Regions from separate parts of the Mus musculus genome. Here region 1 is linked to region 2. The links are chromatin loops, found by intact Hi-C in ENCODE. Cell type or tissue: heart. All regions are shown on one strand. Links, peaks and the distances in the headings refer to the core of each region. The heading gives the core; the rest is flanking DNA.

Region 1 (7,649 bases), core at 1,888-4,387, 88 kb before region 2:
CACAACTTGAGCTCTTGTTAATTAGCAAGATTTAAAAATAATGTTATCACTGGAAAGTTGTGTTATCTTTTGATCTTGCACATTAGTAAAATCCCCTTAGAAAGCTTTTTGTAGTGATCTGTATCAAGAGATACTCAGCTTGCTTATACCAGAATTGTTTTAATATTTAACCTATAGCGTCACTCTTGATAATTGATTATAAATAACTTGTTTTGTTTAATAGATATTTGTTGAAAGCAACCATGGGCTTTTCACTATAATAGATAATAAATTACTGAAGGAGAAAGGTGCTTGCTACAAAGATATCCATTCACTCTTAACTCAAGGGAACAGCAACAAACTCAATCTTTAGCAGCAGGGTAAGTTTGGACATAATAAAAACTTGAGACATTAAAATGCCAAGTAGATTGTGACACTATAAAGAAATATAGTGAAAAATCACAGAGGCAAGAAATGAAAAAAGGACAGAATTCTAGGTGTTCAGTGTGATTATGTAATGTTTTGATAAATAAAATATTGATGGCTACACATGGTAGTGCATGTCTGCAATCCCAATGCCAAGGGGGTGGGAGGTGGAGGCAGGATTGCAAGTTTGAGGTCAGCCTGAACTGTACAACCAGACTCTTTCTCAAAAACAAACAGCTAAAATGCAAATACACACACACACACACACACACACACACACACACACTATACTGTAGAGAAAGAAATCACACACACACACACACACACACACACACACACACACACACACTGTAATATAAGGCCAACCCCCTCACCACACACAAGGTACTGTAGAGATAGAAAGCCCACACACACTCACACATGAATGATGTCCTATGGTGCCAGATCCTTTAAGGGTTCATTTTTCTTCTTAGCTATTGATGCAACTCATGACAGCTTTCCTTACACCCCCAGACCTCCTTGTCCTTGCTGCCTGTGTGGCTAGCTTTACTTCCTGTCTCTGCACCTGCAAGTGGTAGACAGTGGGCAGCAATGTACAGCTGTTTTCAGAGATGAGACTAACACGGTTTTCCCCAGAGGCTACCATATGCTATACATTTGCCTCAAAAGCTATGTTGTTGCCTCAAACTCAGAAAGATGAAAACCAGACAGTAGGGCATTAAAAAAAAAGTTTTTCTTTTGTTTTTAAAATTTTAATAATTTAATTACATCATTTCCCCCTTATATCCGTGTGTGTGTGTCTAATCTCCTTTTTGTTTGGCTTTTGCTTTTGTTTTTTATTTGTTTTATTTTGAGACAGGGTCTCACTATGTTGCCCTGGTTGTCCCGAAACTTGCTGTGTAGATCAGGCTGGTCTTGAACTCACAGCAATCCAACTGCCTCCGCCTCCCAAGTGCTGAGATTAAATGCATGTGCCACATGCTGAGCTACATATTCCTAAATATAGCCTGCTTAATCTGCATGTTACTTGCACGTATGTTTCAGGGCTGATCATTTGTATTCAGAAGACTACTTCTTCCACTCTGAGGCTTTCTTTTCAAAGCTATTTTTGTTCTGAAGTTATTTGTATTTCCTCCTACTTTTGCTTTAATTGTATTTTTTTTTTGAAGTTTGGTATTCATTTATAAACACAAGTTCACTCATACTTATGTCTACCCAACACTGAAATCACTAACTAGGTCCTCAGTCTGTCACATTCCTAGAATTGCTGTTAAGAGTGAAGAGACAACCGGGCGTGGTGGCGCTCGCCTTTAATCCCAGCACTCGGGAGGCAGAGGCAGGCGGATTTCTGAGTTGGAGGCCAGCCTGGTCTACAAAGTGAGTTCCAGGACAGCCAGGGCTACACAGAGAAACCCTGTCTCGAAAAAAAAAAAAAAAAAAACAGAAAAAAAAAAAAAAAAGAGTGAAGCGGCTGGGGTGGCAAACGGCCTGAAGGCCAAGGTGAAACATTCTTGTTCTTTATACTTGTTGTGTGGCAGAGGCCACAGTACTGACCCAGGATGGAGGTAGAGAGTGGAGGAGAAGAGACAGGATTCTGGAAATGAGGCTACTGGGCGTCATCACCTTATTCTTGTCTTTGTGTGAGCAAGACCTTTCTCTATCTTCCAAGAATTTTTTTTTTAATGCCTTGCTGCCTGGTTTTATTCTTTCTGGGTTTGGGGTAACAGAATGGATGGTACTTTTGTCAAATACCCGCACAGTATCTGGCAGCCTCTGGAGGAAACCTGGTAAGTTTTTTCTCTGAAAATAGCTACATCTGTGAAGTATCTGACCGGAAGCAGAGTAGCAAGGAAAAAAAAAAAAAGCCACTGCAATGTATATATGCTACAGCTGTCAGCTAAAGAACGAACCATCAGATAGCCAATGAAAGGAGGCGAGAGATTCATACTCCATTTTCAGAAGGAAGATGGACAAGTTAGCAATCTGGGACAGATGAGGAGATCCTCCCAACAGATGAGACACACAGTGGTCTGCTGCAAACACTGTAGGTGTAGTGTACACACGGCTTGTTTCCGTGATGACGAGAAACTCCCAGAGAGGAACCTATTCCCCTTGAGTTCCTTTTAGAAAACCTGTCCTTGGGCAGATAAGGAAGCTCAGAAAGAGCCATTCCCTGAATCTGCTGACTTTCAGATTTTATCTTAAGATCATCAACACACCCAAGCAGCAAATTTGAGGGTGTCATGTCCCTAATTCCTTCACTTTGGTTTTTCTCAGCCATGCAAACTTGCTTCTTTTGGACATACTAACCGCACCAAGCAGGTAGGCTACAAATAAACAAAAAAAAAGTATTTATTTGACAAAATTATCCCAGTGCTGGGATCCTGACTCTGGTGCTCCTGCAGGGAGCCAGAATCGAGCTTAGAGCTGCTGTCTCCCAAGTTGTCAACCTGTATTCTCTTTCAGTCTTCTCATGTGTCAAAGCCTTGCTAGTGCTGTAGAGAATAAGGACACACAGAACTAGAAAGGCTAAGGCAGTAGAAAACCAGTCAGTATTTACCTAAGATTACAATGAGCTAATGTGAGCTTCTGCTGCTGAGTGGTGAAGGACATCCTTGATTCTGGAGATGACAGTTTCTCGTGGGTACCCTTCAATGGGTGACTTTCTGTTTAACTCTACTCAGTGCTTGTAGTTTACATTTCTGCTTCTACTCCCGGCTCAGGGAACGGCAGGCAGTGAGGTTGTATGCACATTAATTTTGAATGTAGGATTTAAGTGTTCAATGACCTTGTTGAAAACCCCTTGTTGCTAATGTGTTACAGCAGGTGGCAGCCTTTCCCTGAGAGAGGGGAAGAGCCAATGCAAAACTGGCTTTGGTTTCAATAGTTTAGTGTTTGTCTTCCTCTGATACAAGCATCAAGTCTTGAAGTGGTGGATTTATTAAAGAAGAGAGGTGTACAGGAGCCTGGACCCTGGCATGGTGATATGTGTGTATCTTCCAGAGATGGCCGCAGAGACACTGTCTCTAAGGAGTTAGTCAGATGCCCTAGGAGAATCTGGCCAAGTGAAGACACTACCAAACATGGTGGGCACAGGTGTCAGCATGAGGTTCAGAAAATGGCTCTGAGCTAGACACAGGACAACACAGAACTTCCCCAGAGACTTGGAACATAAATCATTAGCCGTGTACTGAAAATGCATCTGATAGCAGAAGTACCCCCCTTTTCATTACAGATCTGTAAACAGCCGTGTAAACTAATCTGCTAAATTAGAAAGTACAGTGAGTTATTTGGACACAGATTTGCAAAGTTCTTAGTAAAAAGTCAGACGTGGTGGAGAATCTTGGTGGAGACGCTAGAAACCTGATGCTCAGTTTTCTTACTGGCAGGATCACCATTTGTGATGATTACTACTGTCAACCTCACGGGATCTAGTAATCCCCTAGGAGATAAACTCTGCACATATTTATGAGGGACTTTCTAGTTTGGGTTAACTTAAGGTGGGAAGGCAGGGCAACCCTTTATGTGGTGGGGCCATTCCATGGGCTTGGACCCAAGATGGAATATAAAGAAGAAAGCAAGCTGAGTACCAGCAATTCTCAGTCCCTTACCAACCATGGATACAATGTGACTATCACCTCAAGACCTCTCTGCTGTGATGGGCTGTGTCTTCCAACTGAGCGCTAAATCAAACCCTTCCTCCCTTAAACTGCTTGAGTCATGAATTTTGTTACAACACTAAGAAATGAAATGAGTCTATTTATCAAGAAAATGCTATGGGGCTAGAGAGATGGCTCAGCACTTCAGAGCACTTAAGATTTTGGTTGTCAGCAGCCATGGCAGTTGGCTCACAACTGCCTGTGATTCCAGGGTCCCTCTGCCCTCTTCTGGCTTCCATGACAGACACACATATATCTAATTGAAAGAAAAAAATGCTATGTAGAAAAGGATGCTGTTTGAAACATTGCAAATGAGGAGACACATATAGGTGACTGTCCCTATAGATATCTCCATAGTCCCTATAGATGAATCCACCGTGTCTTAAGGAAGTGTGGTGATTAGACTAGAAATGGTAAAGAGCTGGGGCAGATCAGTGAAATCACTATGAATTTAATAAAGTTAAAACTAAAACCTCAGTTCCTCAGCTAAACCAGACATAAATCAGAAGCTCAGCAGCCAGGTGTATCTGTCACACAACATAGATGACAATTTCTGTCATCACAGAATATTTTACTGAATAGCAATGGCCTAGGATGGAAGACCAGGACGCATTGCTAAGTCTAGTTGTTTAGAATGGACACGCCTCACTAATGAGGTAAGTGTTCCTGAACTTGGCAGCAGATTGAAACAGAGCTTCTCACAGCAGCCTGCATCCCAGTAGCATCACATACACTGCCAAGCCTGCTGCCATAGGCCAGGCACTCAGACCTATTGCTACAACTTACAGGTGTTTGCATCAGGCTATCAAGAAGGTGGTGGAGAAGGCTTTTGATAATATATCCATGGTTTACAAGGAACAGCTAAAATACACCTACATTGTTCTGGGATATAATAGAAGGTCCAGCTTGCTTCATTTGAAAGAACTTAATTCTTTCCCTAAGGCAGGCCCAACTATAAGCTTTTCTGACATACACTGTTTTCAGCTGAAGGCTTTCTACAAACACTGTAGAGTAACAGTGTCCTAGGTGGGCTGTGAGCCACTTCCTGTCCCCAAGCCAACTGCTGTCTGCACTGCATAGGGGAAGCTGATGTTTCTTTCTTTCTCTCTCTCCTTCTTTCTCTCTCTCTTTCTTTCTTTTTTCTTCCTTCCTTCCTTTCTTCCTCCCTCCCTCCCTCCCTTCCTTTCTCTCTTTCTTCCTTTCTTTCTGCCTTTCTTCCTCCCTTCCTTCCTCCCTCCTTTCCTTCCTCCCTCCCTTCCTTCCTTTCTTCCTCCCTTTCTTCCTTCTTTCCTTTCTTCCTCCCTCCCTTTCTTCCTTTCTCCCTTCCTCCCTTTCTTTCTCCCTTCCTTCCTTCCTTTATTTAGATTTATTAGTACATTGTAACTGTCTTCAGATAGCCCAGAAGAGGGAATCAGATCTCATTACAGATGGTTGTGAGCCACCATGTGGTTGTTGGGATTTGAACTCAGAACCTTCAGAAGAGCAGTCAGTGCTCTTAACCACTGAGCCATCTATCCAGCCCTGGGAAGCTGATTTCTCAGAAGCTCACCTTTGGAGAAACAAGTCTATTGGGGTGAAAATTCAAAAGTAAAATATTCTTAAGAAAATGAAGCAAAGTGTATGTGACAAATGCTTTTTCTCTAGGAAGTAAATTTATGAGAAATTGTCTTTCTATGATTTGCAATTTTTATAAAAATTTAAAACTTTCAAAACCAGATATTATATCACCATACAAATTGTGAACTGGTGTTTACCATTGGATTTTTGACATTAGAATAAATGCTTTAACACTAATCTCAAAAATTGCTTTGAGTGCTAAATACTTTAGTCAACTTCAAGAACTTATAGAACTTAATTTTAAGGCTTAAAAGGGACATTAACCAGGGATGGGTAGATGGTGGCTAATGTGCACACTACACAAGTGTGAGGACCTTAGTTCTGATCCCCAGACATCTCCTACAAAAAAATCCCAGCATGGCAGTGCATACCCTTTACTCTGTGACTAGTCACTATAGCCCAAGTGATGATCTCCTGGTCCAGTGAGCTCCCAGCTCAAACATGAAAGTGGAAAAGCAGTTGAGGAAGATATCCTGACATGAGTCTACACACACACACACACACACACACACACACACACACACACACACCACAGAGAGAGACAGAAACAGACATAGAGAGAGACAGAGAAAGAGACAGAAACACAGAGACACAGAGACAAAGACAGAGAGCCCAGTGTCTAGGAACTTTGGGTTTACCTATAAATGAAACTCTTCTGTTTTGGGTCCATGGCTCTTATGTCCTACACTTCAGAGACAAAAGACAAGAAAGTCCGTAAATCACAGTGTCACTTTTATCATCAATTAACATGATGCAGTCTCGAAACACAAATAAACGTGGCATGAAGATAACGAGCGGAGTGTTTTTGGAGCTATGACACATGCCTATTCTTCTAAGACAAGACTCTGTAAGCAGGCATGCTGTGTCTGAGGATGCTACGCATGTGCACAACATGGAGACTGTTCAGGAATTGCCTGTCTTGATTCTGTGGTAATTTTTGATTAGTACTGTGTCTTCATATGCTTTAAGGAAGTTATGCATTTCAAAGTTTATATGTTTTTATTTAAATTTGAGACAAACTCTCACAATATAGCTCGTTCTGGTTTTCAACTCTATCGTCCTGAGTCAACCCTAGAGTTCTGGGATTACAGGTATGCACTGCTACTCCTAGGCTGTTTATTAAAGTTTATATACATTTAAAGTTAGTTTTTCATAATTAAATTTGGTGTACTTCTAAAGAATTTCTTGATGTTTCAGTTGAATCCTTCTGTGAGTTCAACATAGTCAAACACATTCTCCAATATCTAAGTACCCTGAGTTTATAGGACCATTTACTTTAATGAAAGTGATTTGAAAAGACAGGAATTTTAAGTACAAAAGCTCAGAAGCACCAGAGACAGTAGAACTTCAAAGCATCAAGGCTCTGGCCCCTCCCCACCAAGCCCACCTCTTAGACTTCTGTTTAAAACCACCATTTCCTGTTTGGAGTTCTTGTCTCACAGCTGAGAAAAAACAAAGGTCACGTGACTTCCGTTCAGCATCTGCCCAGCAGACAGGCCAAGGTGAGAAGACTAAGCAACAACAGGGGAGGCCGTGGGAGGATTGCGGCCAAGCCGGCCTTCTGAGAAACAAGACAGGCAGCTTTGCTCACACCCTCCTTTGCTGCAAGAGTCCTGGCAGCCTCAAAAAGAAAGTTCTGGAATCAAACCAGACCCTTGTGCTTGTTTGGCTGAGAACTTGAAACAAATCCTAGATCAGTCCACTTAAGAAAACAAGCCGATCTGGAGACCATATATACCGGCAGGCATTCTCTGTTGCCTGACAATAGCAGGTAGCGTACCACTACCAACTAATGACCTCCGCAGAATCCTTGGACCTATCTGCGGGTCTTCTGTAGCCCTTTTTTCATAATTAATATTATTTTAAATAACTTGACTCTTTGCTTGATATAAATAACCAAGCTTGTCTTGCTGGTGTGAAACAGCACAGCGCCCCCACCCAGTCCGTCAGTCCCCGAGTCACCCCTAC
Region 2 (7,649 bases), core at 2,218-4,717:
AGCATAGAAAACACTAATAGATAACTTGAAATCATATCCAGATCTCTGAGTGACCTGTATTTCTTGTTTTAAGATCCTACAAATTAGTGTAGGCCTAGGTGAGCTTTCCCTAGCAGAGGTGAGACTCTAACAATGACGTGTAAAAAGAAACTCTAGAGTGTAGTAAGAAACTCTAGAACAGCCCGAGTCATTTGAAAGAGTATCTTATATAGACTTTTCTATGACATATGAAGAAGGGCTCTGAGAAAGACGGCTACAAATCTATAAATTGAAAGACCGTGCTATGTGTAATTTATTGTCTGGGACTTCAACTAGAATTTTGTTCCTTATTTATAAATGTTTCCAGGAATATTTAATATTATACTTCCTAAAGTCTTTGTCAGTTGCCTTATCTATTACTTTTGAGCCTATCAATGGGTTTTTCAATCTGCTTTACATTTCTCTGTGAACAGAAAAACTGTTCACAAAGCAGAATTCTATAGCCCTTTACACCTATCTACTGGGCAACCACAGTGGAGCACATTCTAAATCAAGGGACTTAACTGACATTTTGACAAGTAAAACAGAAGCAGAAACTAAGGCAAATAGGAACCCTCTGAGGCTTCCCTCTGAAAACTGCCTCAATAGCTCTGTTTCCTGCCCTGTAATGTTCAGCCATTTGTTTTAAAGCATCCTAAAGAACTCAGGAAGGCAGCAAACCCAGACTTCACTAACTTCTGCCTCTGGACTCTTGGAATCGGACAGGACAAAAGCACTGTTGTTAGTGGGTTCCTTAAAAGTACAAATGGTCCTGGTAGAGCTGGCTGGTAAGTACTATCAGAAAAGGTCAATACAAGGTTACTTAAATGCTAATTTTAAGGAACACACAAATAACCGCCAAGTCTCCAACTAAGGTGGTTTCCAGTTTACACTAAAAACCTAGGTGGTTAAGATTCCTTAAATTTATCAGATGAAACACTATAACCATATAAGCAATCTTCTATACATTTAAGTGTTCCATTTTCAAATTGCTCAACAGATCTCTTAACAAACTTCAGAAAGGGGATAGGTTGGGGAACAGAAGAAAAAATATCTAAAGTCTCACTTTCGTTTTCTGACACACCTACTAGATTTAAAATCTGGGGGCATTACAAAATTAAATTAAGTGTGTAAATGAAAATAATGCTATTACAGTTCTAAATCTCATACAACTTAGGAAAAGAACTTGTAGAAATAACACTTGATTTAAAGTTTTCACACCTTCCATTTGATACCAAAAGTGTTTAAAAGATTAATTGCCCTCAGAGTATTTACTACAGATGTTAACTGTGAAAAAAAAAAAAAAAAGAAAGAAAGAAACCCAAAGAAATTATATGCTATATTTAGACAATAAGGAGAATGTTTCAAGTATGTGTATTTGAATACTCTGGGGAAATATGTTGTTACCTGTGAAAATGCATCATAAACCGAAACAAGAAATTGAGGAACTGCACCCTGTTCACAATTCAAAAACTTTAAATTCACACGACTAGGCAAACTCGGTTAATGTGGAGAAAAGACATTGTGCTATCTGACACAAAAGATCACCTGCTACGAAGACAAAGTAACACTCTACTACCCGAAAGTAAAGAGCCTTTGAATCAAAACAGACAACCTTTGATACACAAAAGCTTCAATTCTCGGTTTAATAAAGCGTCCTGTGGATGAGATGCTCAATATTTGTTGATGGAAGAGTGCTGGGGCTAAAACCAACGAGCATATTGTGAGTAGTGACTAAACATGTTAAATGTAGGTTAAGTAAAAACTATCCCCTCCCTCATCATTGTTGTCTGACTTTGTAAGAGATCTGCACATATAAACATAATATATGGCGAAGTGAGTTGATGACTTACAGTATCTTCACCACTCGGAACATTTTTCAGAAAGTCCTTTGAGGTTTTAAGATTCAAATACTATTTAAAAAGAATTATTGTTTCAACTACCTAACAATTACCTAGACTTCTTCCAGACTTCATTTAACCTGTAAGTAAAATGAGCATCTTTAACTTTTCCACAGGGCATTTGGAGAATGAGTTATTACTCATAAACGCTTTCGGAGCCTCAGACACCAGCGCGGTACATCAAGCGTATCCATCAATTTGAGGGCTTTCTGGACCTCAGTTTACCCACGTACGGAAACGGGCTTGGCAAGGGCCGGGAGGTGAAATTAATTAGTGTTTTTAAAATGCTCTGAGATTCCCAAGATGAAAGGAAACGTAGAGGCACGCAGAGATGATGACAATAATCATAACAATAAAAAGAATGACTAACTTGGAATTCTGTGTTACGTAAGGAAGCTGAGAAGTTATCAGATTCACACAAACAAAAGAAAAGCCCACCGCCCCTTTGTTCCCCTTCCACTTCGCCGGCCTGCAGCCTGGCCGCGGGAGCGAGAACCGGGCCGCCGAGCTGGGGCTCCCCTCCGCCGCGCACCCGCTCCAGCCGTGGGGGAGGGCGTTCCGGGCAGCTCCTCACAAAGGCGCTTCCTCCCTCCGCGCGGGATGCGGCGCCGCAAACTCTGCTCCCCGCCGCCTCCCCGCGGGCGGGCGGGCGCGCAGGCCGCCGCGCCGCCACCGGCAAAGGCTCGGAGGAAGTTCCGCGCCGCCGGCCCTCGCGCCCCCGTTCGCCGCCCGCGCCGCACTCACCGGACGACTGCTGGTGGCCGGAACGCCAGCTCGGCCCGCCGCACGGACACCCGGGGCGCGGGGGCGGCGCGAGCACCGGTTGAACGCAGGCACCAGCGGAGCCCGCCGCCTTCCCGCCAGCCGCCGAGCCCCGCGAGGCCGAGTGGAACGCAGAGCCGAGCGCGGACTAGAGAGGGAGGCTCGGGCCCGCTTTGTGGTGAGCTCCCCGGGCTGCAGGCAGATCCGGTGGCGCCGCACGGCCGCTGCTGCCGCTGCTGCTGTTGTCGCTGCCGCTGCTGCTGCTGTTGCTGGCGCTGGAGAAGGCGGCGGCGGCGCCCCCGACGGTCCCTCCGCCTCGAACCGCCTTTGGGTCACTGACACACACTGGGAAGGAGGGACCGGGACTAGCGGGAGGGCGGGGCATAAGGGTAAGGGGCAGGGCCACATCGCGAGGCGGTGCCGAGAGGGCTCTTGGGAACTGTAGTTCTCTTTACCGAGAGAGAAAAAAAAAAGTATCTGTTGTGGAGGAGCCTACTGCTGGCTCTGCGCTGTGCACGCGCAAGGGGGTTGGGGCGGGGACTGTTGCCATAGTCACCCATTCACTAAGCCTGAAGGTTCTGGACTGTAGTTGACTAAACAAGGCTGGTCTTGTGTCTTTGGTGCCATTGGGTTCCTGCCCACAGCCAGTCCCTCCTGCTTCACCCCACCCCCAACCACTTCCAAGTGCCCAGTGAAATCTAACTTCCTCTTGACATGGCAGTCTCCTTGGTTGTTTAGATTTCTTCTGCAAATCATAAATACCCCCTTCCTTTGCCTCCTTCAAGAGAATTACCCAAGGTACTAAAAATCTACTTGTTCTTAGTGTTTTAACAATTAGGTTATAAAACTGTAGGGAGCGTGACCATTAACAGAATTCTGTAATTTCTTTGTTCGGTTAGTTACATTTAATTCCAACCCAAGTTCAGCATTAACAGCATTGTTGGATCATTGTACTGCAATTTGTTCATCTGAAAATCTATAGTTCTTCAAACATCCAGATTCCATAAATATATATTCAAAAGATAAGTAGAGAGAGTTCAGAACTGTTCAATGTATGTATTAGCCGATTCAAGTTTCTCACTATCAAATTACAACATACGGCACCTTGAAACATGGTATGGGTATGTTGTGCTCAGCTAAGTCTTACACCCTTTCTAAATGACCAGGTATGCATGTATGGTGGTGTGAGAAAACACAGTACTGGCTCTCCAGAAGGTTTACAGGTAATTTGCCTCAGTTTCCCTTAATAGAGTACCTAGAACCTGGAAGAAAAAACATTAATGCCAAGGAATCAGACATCTATTTCAAGATGGGAAACTAAGGATTTTCAAATAGTCTTAGGATCAAAAACCCTGGATGCCCACAGACCACATAATTATTTGATCAATGAAGAAATAAGTAATTTAAGAAACAAGTACACGGGAGACAGAGAATGGCTCAGCAGGGCTCAGCAGTTAAGAGCACTGGTCACGCTTCCAAAGGACCTGGCTTCTTTTCCAGCACCAATGTGGACACTCACAGCCTCCTGTAACTTCAGGGAATCCAACACCATCTTCTGGCCTCATTGGCCCATAGACATATATGCAGGCAAGACACCTGTATTTAAAATATTTAATGTAGATATTTAAATAAAATACTAAAAAACAAGTAAAGGTATTTACTATGTGCCAGGCACTTTATTGGGCCTCAAAAATAGAGCTGTAAAGATATAAAAGAGACATACTTTGTATTCATTGTCCCCTCTCTCTGCCAAGGAAGAGACAGATAAATGGACTCAGTGTGATCTATGCTGTCATAGGAAAATTCAGACTACCTCAGACTCAGGCAGGGTCAGGAAGTGCTTCAAAGATCATTTGAATGTGGGCTGACTCACGGCTTCCACGTTTGTGTATTTTATTGGCAAAGGTGGAAGAGAGCAGTGAAGGAGCAGGGAGCTCGAGGACACAGAGGCTAATGGCACATTTGCTGGCGGTGGCAGAAGCACACTGGGGAGAGAGGCATGAGGAAACTTCAAGAAAATGAAGGAGACAGCTAAGCCCATGAAGGGTGGGGGTAATATGCTAAAGAATGTCATCTTTTTTTTATTTCTTCTGGAAGCAGTATTCAAACATGAGTTTTTGATAAGATATATTTGAGAAGCTTAATGGACCCTGATCAGGGTAAATGCGCATTCATATAAAAACTACCACAGGACTTATGAGATGGGTCAGTGGGGTTGAGTGCTCACTCTTAAGCCTAACAGCCTGAATGCCAAAAATTGTAAATATGTAAGATCCCCCTTCATCAAAAACATTTTAAAGATAATTTAAGGCAAAAACAACAATGTTGAGGTTTGATCTTGCTCTCTATTGTAATGCTAAATGTGGGCCCCCAAGACTTGGAGTCTGTACATAGACTTGTGACCCTACCCCCAAGTTATTTCTGATCAGTAAATAAAGATGCCAACAGCCAATAGCTGGGCAGAAGAGACATAAGTGGAGTTTAGGCTTCTCAGGCTTGGAGTCCTAGGAGACAGGGAGGAGAGGAGTGCAGGAGGAGGGAGGAGAAGCCACCATGGGTTAAGTGAGCCATAAAAGTGCAACCCTGGGGGCTGTCCAGTGGGAGTTAAGAGCATCCCAGATGAAACATAGTAAATATTAAGTAATAATTTGTATTTATCTATAAGAAAGTAGATTCTAATAGCATAGAAGGTAGATAGCTGCCCAGTTCTTGTGCTGTTTACGGCTTATTATAAATATAAATGTAGGGGTTGTTCTGATGCTCTGATCAGGAATCTTCATGGGAACCTGAAGGTCCTGTCCCCAGTTGGTTCTTGATTGATCAGTAAAGATGCGAGCTGCCAATGAGCTCGGAGGAATAGGCAGGACTTGCAGTCTGCCCCTCTCCCCCAGCCTCTACCCCCCACTCCACACAGGCAAACTAGCAGATCAAGGAGAGAAAAGATTTGCCATGCTTCAGATGGGGAAAAAAACATCAGCCATGTCAGATCTCAGGCAGAGTGGCCATCAGCTTCTTCCCCAATTAGGCCTGGGGTAGCAGGTGGGATATTAGAAACATAATCAAGCTGAGGGCAGATTTAGGACGCTGAACAAGGAGAGGATAAACGGGCAACAAAGTAAAGGGCAGAATTAGAGGTACTGAGCTGGGAGTGAAGAGAAGGGTGTAAAAGCTGAAGAAGGCTTAGGAGAGCCTGGCCACTGAGCTAAAGCATATCAAAGATGAGCTAGTGTGTGTGTGTGTGTGTGTGTGTGTGTGTGTGTGTGTGTCTGTCTGTCTGTCTGTCTGTCTGTGTCTCTGTGTGTGTGTCTGTGTTTGTGTGTGTCTGTGTGTGTCTATGTGTGTATCTGTGTGTGTATGTGTCTGCGTGTGTCTCTCTGTGTGTGTGTCTCTCTGTGTGTCTCTGTGTGTGTCTGTGTTTGTGTGTGTGTGTTTATGTGTGTGTGTGTCTGTGTGTATGTGTCTGTGACTCTGTGTGTGTGTGTGTGTTTATGTGTGTGTGTCTGTGTGTATGTGTCTGTGACTCTGTGTGTATGTGTGTGTATGTGTGTCTTTCATCCATGGATCTGAGGGGACCTGGGTGTGGCTGATAGTATGGTCTGCCTGGAGCCTAAAGTGGGGTAATAAAAACTACATACTACATGTAAAGGTTGTGTGTGTGTTTCATATGAGAACTAAATGATAAAGGTGAGGTAGAAATCCTGGGTCAGAATTGATATTTTCTACAACACAACAACACTGTATAAGACCATAACTTGTGCAAAAGTAAAATGTTTTGCAACAAATAACTCAAAGGACTGAAGGAGGAAAGGGACTCATATTGTTTAGACTGAGTTGTGGTAAGTTAGAAGAGTGGATTCTGAAATATGGAATAGCTGTCAGAAGTAAAACAAACATGGACACACAGTAGTGAAGATAAAATGAAAATCTCAACCTAAAACAAGCAAACTGTGGATGGAGAAGCAGAAACATGGAAGTTATGTCCCTAATGATCATGGGGCTGACACACCTGCTCTGGACTCTGCCTCCTGCTTTAAGATTCCGAGGAAAACAAATTTCTATCCTGTTTAAAGGCAGTTCTAGTTCTACACAACTCAATCTAAGCAGAGTGACTACACGCCGACAGCAGTTTCATGAGATAGAATATGTTCCTTAGATTCAGGTGTACCCAAGCATTGCACTGAATCTGGCCGCTCCACCAGCAACTTCATCCTCACTCTGAGGCTCATACATTTGGTGATAAGCTCATCTCCTAGATAAACATCACTATTTATTTCTATGTTTTCTTTTTCCTTTCTTTCTTCCTTCCTTACTATTATTCTGTATGTGCGTAGGTGTGGATACCAAGGGGCAACTTTGTGAAATTGATTCTGCCTTCCACCTTTCCATGGGTTCTGAGAGTCCCGTGCAGTCAGAGCTCCTGTCCTTGCTGAGCTGTTCCTCTGGCTCCTTTTGATTTTTTGTTTTGTTTTAACAGAGTGCCTTTCCAGGTGTCTTACACTTGTCTCAGAAACACTGTATATCCCAGGCTGGCCTCAAACTTGATATCCTCTTGCTTCTGCCTGAATACTGGTATTGCAGGCATGTGCCACAATGTTCAACTCTAACCCTGGTTTCTCCTGAGGGATAAAATGCATGCCAATGCTTAGTGTAGTCCTTAGGATATAGGCATAGTAAATAGTACTTTACAGTACTTTCATGTAAGCCACAATAATAAAGTAGATAGAACACAATTTAGATAATAGCTGTGCTATAAACACAGGTATAGAAACCAAGGTGGTGTGTGTGTGTCTATCAAGATCTGTGAAGTCTTGAAACTATGTCTTTTCCTTCACAATATAGTTCCATATAGCTCTTCAAAATTGGCAGCCTTGAGCTGGGTTTGGTGGTGCACGCCTTTAATCTTAGTACTCGGGAGGCAGAGGCAGACAATTTTTTGTGAGTTCATGGCTATCCTGGTCTACAAAATAA

Evidence for each region. Peaks named below come from ENCODE experiments on the same cell type or tissue, not always from the same donor. Only the 100,000 strongest peaks of a DNase experiment are listed, where the experiment ranks them.
Region 1: a loop joins it to region 2, with 3 times the contacts of the local background. A loop is called at or near these places in 15 of 42 quality-filtered maps.

Annotation. Positions count from the first base shown.
Region 1 is chr11:21,174,132-21,181,780 of GRCm38, reverse strand. No RefSeq gene overlaps it. Among named protein-coding and RNA genes, the nearest start is that of Vps54, 61 kb to the left of the region's middle. In heart, for the core only: a CTCF peak has its summit at 3,227 (motif pointing right); a DNase peak (open chromatin) is centred at 3,230.
Region 2 is chr11:21,086,693-21,094,341 of GRCm38, reverse strand. Peli1 (pellino 1) reads right to left here and starts at 3,018. Exons shown (of 7, transcript NM_023324.2): 1 at 2,664-3,018. In heart, for the core only: no CTCF peak of the experiment used is centred there; DNase peaks (open chromatin) are centred at 2,481 and 3,171; H3K4me3 peaks cover 1,353 bases; H3K27ac peaks cover 1,311 bases.